2 separate regions of the Homo sapiens genome follow, and region 1 is linked to region 2. The links are chromatin contacts, found by Hi-C in ENCODE. All regions are on one chromosome and are shown on one strand. Each heading gives the region's core, a stretch centred on a gene start or an enhancer-like site at or near the end of the contact. The rest is flanking DNA. Distances are from core to core; before and after follow the strand shown. Region 1 holds the start of COL3A1 (collagen type III alpha 1 chain). Region 2 holds the start of GULP1 (GULP PTB domain containing engulfment adaptor 1).

Region 1 (3,883 bases), core at 1,097-3,596, 680 kb after region 2:
TTCTCTAGGTCTCTCCTGAAGACCTTAAAATACAACAATCCTTCCATATGCAAAACATCAGCTAATGTTTCTTAAGTGAGTGCATCAATCATGAATTTTTCTCATGAGTATAAGGCTTTTATTTGAATAGCTAAGCAAATTAAGAATTTTAGAACAATAGTAATTTTATTTATAATGCCTAAAATAAAGCATAACAAGCATTATTTTAAAAATAACATTTCTAATTTTTCACAGTGGAAAATAAATCTAATGAAGAAATTCAATAAATTTCAGCTTTTATAGACCACCTAAAACAATGAGAGAAATCTAATATAGATATATGAATTCTACGTAGATACAAAGACATCATGAGAAAAACTATGTTTCTGAATTGGTTTGAACACAGGAAATATTTTTTGTGTACAGGACAAAGATGTCTGAAAGACAGAAAGATGCATATAACAGCCTTTCCCCAGCATCTCTACTGTGATCCAGTAGAAAAGCTTATATTCATGACCATTCTCAACAGTTACTTTTCTCCCACGCCCCCAAGCAGTGACTCTCCAATCTAAAATAAAGATACACAAGAGGTTGGTCTCGTTCTAGTTTTCCTTTCCTGTCATCAAATGATGTCATCTACATTGAGATGTCTTGGTTTGTGTCCTTGTGACTGAAGATATAAGAAAGCTTGGGAGGCCGAGGCGGGCGGATCACGAGGTCAGGACATCAAGACCATCCTGACTAACACGGTGAAACCCCGTCTCTACTAAAAATACAAAAAATTAACCAGGCGTAGTGGCGGGCGCCTGTAGTCCCAGCTACTCGGGAGGCTGAGGCAGGAGAATGGCGTGAACCCGGGAGGCGGAGCTTGCCGTGAGCCGAGATTGCGCCACTGCAGTCTAGCCTGGGCGAGAGAGGGCGACCCCGTCGCAAAAAAAAAAAAAAAAAAGATGCAAGAAACAAGAAAGCAAGTTTGCCACTGTCCATGCTTACAGGATTCATGTACACCTGGGAATATACATATGACATGAGTTGAGTGAAAATTTAGTAACACAAATTAGAAGAAAGAGAAAGATGAAAATTAGTTTAAAGGAGGTAATTTACTTAAGGAGGAAAGTTTTGCATTGAGGCATAAGGAAGTGACTTCCATTAATTGGTGTGAAATGGGGAGAATTTTATGTGCACAGGCATAGAGACGGACATGTTTAGGTGAAGGTGAAGAAAATTAGTTCAAGTGACCTTGATTAGAATTGAAATGTCCACCGTAGATTATAGAGATAGATGAACTAACTATGAACTGATGATTAGGGTGTAAAGAGATATCTCCATTGCCAGATATAGCCTTATACTGTGGACAAGCATATTTTTCCTGCAGAGATTTATCAAAGACCTATAAATGGTATTTGCCCCTCTTTCAAATATGACACAAAAATTACTGCTTAGATAGATCCAGAAATACATTGGAAAGTTTTGTGGATGAGGATCTGGAAAGTATACACATAAAAGTCTAAATTAGAAATATTTATACTAATCTTTAGAGTAATGCAGAAAAAATGACCACTTTCTCTGGTACTCTTTTGCTATTCTATGTGATAAACTCTTTCTCTTCCAGTTTCCTAAAAAGTTATGTCATGAAAAGGCTGAATTTTTCTCTAGAAAAATCTGCTCTGTCTTTCCCAGGCAGCATAAAAATTGGAAATCTCACAAGAAAGCACTCTGGCTTGCTAAAGAAATTTGTGAGAAATGGAAACAGCTATAGATAAGTATCTAACTTTTAGGAAGCCATTCAAACATTGCTGAAATACTTTGTCTTTTGATATTTGCCTGAAACTTAACTTCTAGGACCCAGGGTGGGTGGATGAGTCGAAGGGGCATACGGTGGCATTTCTTTCCGTGAGTCTCTTACAGTCTCCTATTTAAATTGAGTTAGGATTACTTCTGGCAAAATCCCAACATAAAAATCTTCTAGGAAGATCAGTTCTGTAAATTAGACATACTAGATAAATGGGCATCAAGCAGTTTTTCAAAATTATGCAGTTGTTAACTTCATAAGGGGAAATAAAAATGTATGCATTTACATTGTATGTATTAAAACAAGGCAGAGCATTTCTATACGTTCCTAAGTTATACAAACATATATGTAAGAGTGAAATATGTAAAAAAACTTTTACATAAGCAGATGCATACAAACTCCAGATGTGCTCTTTTTCTTACTGTGGGTTGTGTCTTCTATAAGGGAAAAAGAAATATTTATCATTTCTTTTACTGCTGAGGGGATGGGTGCGGCTCTCATATTTCAGAAAGGGGCTGGAAAGTGAGGGAAGCCAAACTTTTTCCTATTTAAGGCCAAAGCAAAGGAATCTCAGTGGCTGAGTTTTATGACGGGCCCGGTGCTGAAGGGCAGGGAACAACTTGATGGTGCTACTTTGAACTGCTTTTCTTTTCTCCTTTTTGCACAAAGAGTCTCATGTCTGATATTTAGACATGATGAGCTTTGTGCAAAAGGGGAGCTGGCTACTTCTCGCTCTGCTTCATCCCACTATTATTTTGGCACAACAGGAAGGTGAGTAGGTACTGATTTCAAGAAACTTTATGGGATTTTTGTCTTTCTTCTCCTCACAAAGAGGGGTGTAAAGGGGAAAATCAGTTGCCTGATTCAAGATAATTTCCTCTATAAGCTCCAGATTGTGAAACGTTGAACTGACCATGGCTGTGCTTTTTACATTACTTGAAAAATAATCGCGTTATGTGTGTTTTTAAGAGTTCTGTGGTTAAGATAAGATGTTCTTGTACTAACTTGTTTTCATGTTAAAGGCACTGGAAACTTTTAAAAATGGCTTTAAAATTTTTCCCTCCTGGATTGTTAACATCTTGGAATACTTCCCCAGGCAGTCTGGAAGTTATTGGTCTCTTGCAATAATTTTATGTTCCTCTTTGTCTGCTGGATTCTTTGTAAGGTTAGAATATTGAGCATTGTTTTCTGAATAAGAATGCCTTTCAAATATCATGGATTAAGAACAGTCTAAAGGAAGATTCTACGCATTATCAGAATCATTGAATATATTTCTGTAAAATGGCTACAAGATACCTATAAACATTCTTCAAAGGGATCAAACTGCTAAAATATTTTATTATTCCTGTTTTTATTTTGTTTCAAGAATGATTGATTAATTCATCTTTTCTAGTAGCTTGATATTAAGGGACTAATATTTTCCACATATTCTACGTTTTAACCACATTCGCATTAATGAAGAAAATATTTTTTAAAATGTTTCAACAGGAGGTTTGACTTTGCTGCAAACAAGGTAAAGATACTAGTACTGTTTGACTTCAGAAAGCTGTTTTGCTATATTTTCTAATAATTGCATGTAATGTTTTTCATATTCTAATTTCCCCTAAAAACACATTTGTCTCATTATTTATGTGAAAATATTCTTTTATTTACCATAGTCATGAAAATGCTGAACAAATTGGAATACAAACTTCCATAGAAATAAATATTTAAGTGCTAAATGTAAAGATAGCTAGGAGAAATTATTAGACAATTTTTATTGCACATAACTAAACATGGTTACATTTAAACATATAGATTTTGCAAAGGACACTGCATGAAAATTTGGTTTTTGTTTGTAATATCAAATGTATTTGTTGTCCTCATAGCTAATACATGTAAATGTGTGTATGAGGGGAGGGGTAGATATACAATGAAATGTCTTCAGTTATATTCAGCCCATGGACACAAAAGAAAAGAAACACCCATTTTCCTTGTTCCCTTAATTTCCTCTCCTCCTTACCCCTCCTCTCCTTCGCTTTGCCCTCCTCCTTATCTCTCTCCACCCCTTTTGGCTCCTTTAGACTTCTCTTCACTCATCACCCCACCCCTTCCTAGGCAAGCCCATATCTA
Region 2 (3,990 bases), core at 307-2,806:
TAAATTAATTGCTTAAGAGTTATTTACAGAAAAAAACTAGCATTTGTCCTGAGATTAATATTTTTAATATAATTATTTTTATGTGTGCTTGACTATTGTGATAAAGAGAAAAACAGTTAAAAGAGGACCCCAGCCAAGTTATTATGAGGACTGATTTCTGATATTAGCTTTAGTACCTCCAAACCATGAGATTTGGGGAAAGTCACTTAAGAGCCCTAGACTTCAGTTACCTTGTATTTAAAATAAGGGAGTTCAGCTGGAACTAGTTAATCTGTAAACATAGTTTCCATTTCAAAAATTGTGAAATGATGCCTTTTTAAATGGAAAAAGCATTAAGGAGAAGAAAACTGATTCAGTTACAGGGTCTTTGGGGGAAAATTTCTAGCACCACCCTCTCTCCTAATTACAGTAAAACATGGTGGGATATAAGAACCAAATATTTATTGAGTATTTTCTCTGCGCCTATCACAACTCTATTTTAACTCCTGTAAATGTGACTGTGACTCCGTGAGCTAGATTATAGAATTCCTGTTGACAGTTATAATTGGTAGGCACAGAAAGCGTAAAGATGGAGTTTGGAATGGAATCTGGCCTGTCTGACTCTAAGCCCTGGATCCACTGTAATACATTATAACTGCTAGCTTTGCAAAATGCCTTTTTCCTTTTCTCATCTATTTTCACACTCAAACTAAAATTTAGTAAACTAAATTCTGAGCAGCAGAAAAAATTTTAGTAAAGGTCCTCTCATCCTTGAAGAACTTCTTATATAAGGATACTCCTTCTTGCTCCCTTTCCCACGCAGAACTTTACCAAAGGTCAGTAAGAATGGGCTGTTGTGTTTTCTCTCAAATCCTATACAGAAGTCCTTAATTCCGAGGTAAACATCTGAATGGAACAAATGAGTATGATCTGGGGGTTAAGGCAATTTTCAAGTGTGTGTATGTGTGTGTCTGTTTTAAGGCATAACAAAGTCCAGAGATTAAGGCCGAGTTAAAAAACAAATGAGGACAAACCAATGAGGACAAACCAGTCCGCTGAGGTGCGGCCAGAGCAGCAGCAACTGTGGCTGCTTTCTTGATAAAGGCTGTGAAGACGGCACGTTTTACTCTTATTCGTGTATTTCTTTTGACACTTTACCCCTCTATGAAGCCTCAGAGGTGTTTTAAAATTGTGTTAGGAAACACACAGAGATAAGAAAAGGCAAATGGTCCTGATCTAGTGTCTCAGGGAAGAGGCTGGAAAGGAAACGCGGCGCGAGTGGGGTGGGAGAGGGGGCCTGTGGTTTTGCTTCTGTCCGGGCTGAAGACTGAGTAAGGTAGGGCCCCTCCTTCTGCGGATGGGTTTCTCTCTCATTCCACCCTCCACCCACCTCCGGTTCCGCGTGCACGCGCGAGATAGTCCAGTGGGCCCACAGATAACGACCATCAGAGATTAAAGAAGGAAAGTCAGCGAGCTTGAACACAGGCGTCCCGTGTGGAAATGTCCAAGGAGACCGCCAGAAGTGCGCAAGCCGGAGTCGGCTAGAGTTTCCTTCTCACCGAGAGGGGGAGCCCGGCGTTCCCGGCCGGGAGCGACCCGGAGTCCCCAGCCCCGCGTCCCAGCTGCCGCCAGCGCCAGTTTTGGATTCGGCGGATTAGGAAGAGGAGGGAGGGGGGAGAGAGCGCGAAGAGGGAGGGGACCGAAGCTGGAGGGTCCCGAGTCCAGCGCCGTGTTGGCGTAGAGAAACTTTCCCTCTCGGCCTCGGAGACGGCGCCCCGGCCGTGCCGGAGTGGAGATCGCCAGGCTCGGAGGAACCGGCAGCTCTCCACGCCCCTGCCCGAAGCCTGACCCGACTGCCTCTCTCAGTGAGGTACGGAGATTTATCTAGGCTCTTCCCTGGCTGCGAACCCAGGCTCCCTCCAGGTAGCGTGGAATCGCTTAGAAGCTGATATCCCGAGGGGCGGTGGGGGTGGACAGCTCCGGCCACCAGTGCCCGGGAAGGAGGGCGCGGGGCTGCGCGTAGCCGCTGGCCAGCAGGTTGTAAAAAATTAGGACAGCTAAATGCTCAGGGAGTCGTCCAGCACTAAAGGAGGCTAAGACCTGTTGACGCCTGCTATGGCAGCGCTTGAGAAATGACTGGGGGAGTCCAGCGAGGTCGGGGACGCAGCGGTCTCCGGGCTCCAGAAACCTCCTTAGCCTTTTGTGGTAACTTTGGTCCGGCGGCGGGGGGCCGGTGAGCAGGAACTGGAGGGAGGCGGTGGGGAAACCGTGGATCCGTCCGGCTGAGGGTGCGTGGATCAGACTGGGCTGAGCAGGCAAGTCATCGTCGGGTCACAGCGAGGCGACCCAGGAGCGAACTTCCAGGGCAGCCTCCCTTTTGTTGGCGCTGGGAGAGAATGTGGGCATGGGGGTGGGGAGGCGCGAAGCTCCGAGGCCGGGCCGCGGATACTTTAAAGCTCAGAGCTGGGAGGGCCCAAAGGAAGGGGCGGCGTCCACATGGTTACCCTTCTGCTGCGCGGGTCAAGTAGCTTCTTCTGGAGGGCGCAAGGCGCGGCGGGGGTGATGAGCCCTTGGGTTCTCGCTCCGACTGCTAAATTCGCTTGGCCGGGTCCACCTTCTCGTGGCCTCACTCGCCACACGGATCAGAATCCGGAGCAGGCAGTTCTCTCTATTCTGAGGCTCCTGCGGCTGCCGCGCTGACTTCCCTGTGTGCGGGAGGGAACTCTGGGCAGGCTGGTTTTCTTGGAATGTGTTTACGATGTTGAATGGGACTTGAACAGGAAGCTGGACGCTGCAGCTGGAACTAGCGTGCCAAGGTAGAGTAAGGAAGACTTAGCTGGTGTTGGGCTTGGCGGGTCCACTTGGTACGCTGGGCAAACTCCAAGTAAGTGAGGGCTGGCAGTCAAGGTACCCCTCCCTAGGTCCTAGTAGTGTTTCCCAACTGAGCTCGCCTTACTCATTTGCAATCAGACATTTTACATGCACTATTTCAATCTGCAAGTTTGACAAAGTGTAATGCAGTCAATTAGGAAGGATTTAATAAATTTATTTTGTGCCTGCTTTTAAAATACGTTACACCAACATTTGAGAATAAAAAGTTACGGAGAATGTTCAAGTCATGACTGATTTCTAGGACTAGCAGGAGACAATACTGATGATTTTGTGTCTGTATTACAAAATGGGTGATTAGGTGCTAAAGTAAGGGAGATTATTAGACAGAGTGAATGTGAGGAAGTGGAAAACTTTCAGAGGAATTGGAAATTCTTCAAATTTGCAAATTGCTCCCTTTCTCTGCCAGTCTTTCCCTTTTCCCCCCATATGAACAAGTAGCCTTGGCTGGAAAACCCACAAATTGGGAGAGTGCAGTCGCTGGTGACTACAGGCTTTGCTGGAAACAGCAGACAGGCTAAGGTACTGCCCCACTGCATAATTAAAGGTCTCCTTGAGCTGTCCAGGAGTGTTTTCCAAGTTTTTACGACTGACAAGGAAAAAAAGAGAGGAACCTGGCCGGCAGCCAAACTAGACTGAGCTCAGTAGCCAGGCATGAAAGAGACTGGGCAAGTTGCAGGGGCTAATTGGAAAGGGGCTGTCGGTTGCACTTGGGGTTTAAACAAGAGGTTTCTTTTGCAATGAGAATTTTTAGGTGGCTAAGATCAGTCTTCTTGGCAAAAAAATAAACTAAGCATAGAGTGCAGTTGGATATGACCGAGGAAATTACAAAAAGGGCTCCAGGAGCAAAGTCTGAACTTTCCTTATCAGTGTTGCAGTGGAATAGCTGGGGGCCTGATGCTGTTTGTGCTGATCATACTTTGCAAATGCCCACACTTTGTTGCTGTTTGTCTCCTTGGACGAGGTTTGCTGCAACTTCAATTCCTTGACTTCGGCCTTACTTTGTTTTCATAGCAGCAAGAATTGAAGACTTAAGGGTTTGAGCAGATGGTTTTCTACCTAAATTGAATAATTCAATTACGTATTCTCAGCTAGCATGGATTTGGGTCATGGAATTAAAGT

Evidence for each region. A loop is a pair of places that touch in the nucleus more often than their neighbours do. Pooled maps may share reads with other maps.
Region 1: a map of tibial artery shows a loop between it and region 2 (11-fold over the local background). The contact joins the promoter of COL3A1 here to the promoter of GULP1 in region 2. A Hi-C loop is called at or near these places in 8 of 168 maps with a recorded cell type or tissue (IMR-90, aorta, ascending aorta and 5 more) and 14 of 50 pooled maps.

Annotation. Positions count from the first base shown.
Region 1 is chr2:188,972,027-188,975,909 of GRCh38, forward strand. It overlaps COL3A1 (collagen type III alpha 1 chain), which reads left to right and starts at 2,347. Exons shown (of 51, transcript NM_000090.4): 1 at 2,347-2,542. The coding sequence starts at 2,464. The region is part of intron 1 of LOC105373791 (a long non-coding RNA gene); the gene reads right to left.
Region 2 is chr2:188,290,318-188,294,307 of GRCh38, forward strand. It overlaps GULP1 (GULP PTB domain containing engulfment adaptor 1), which reads left to right and starts at 1,557. Exons shown (of 12, transcript NM_016315.4): 1 at 1,557-1,849. RefSeq lists an enhancer at 3,409-3,990.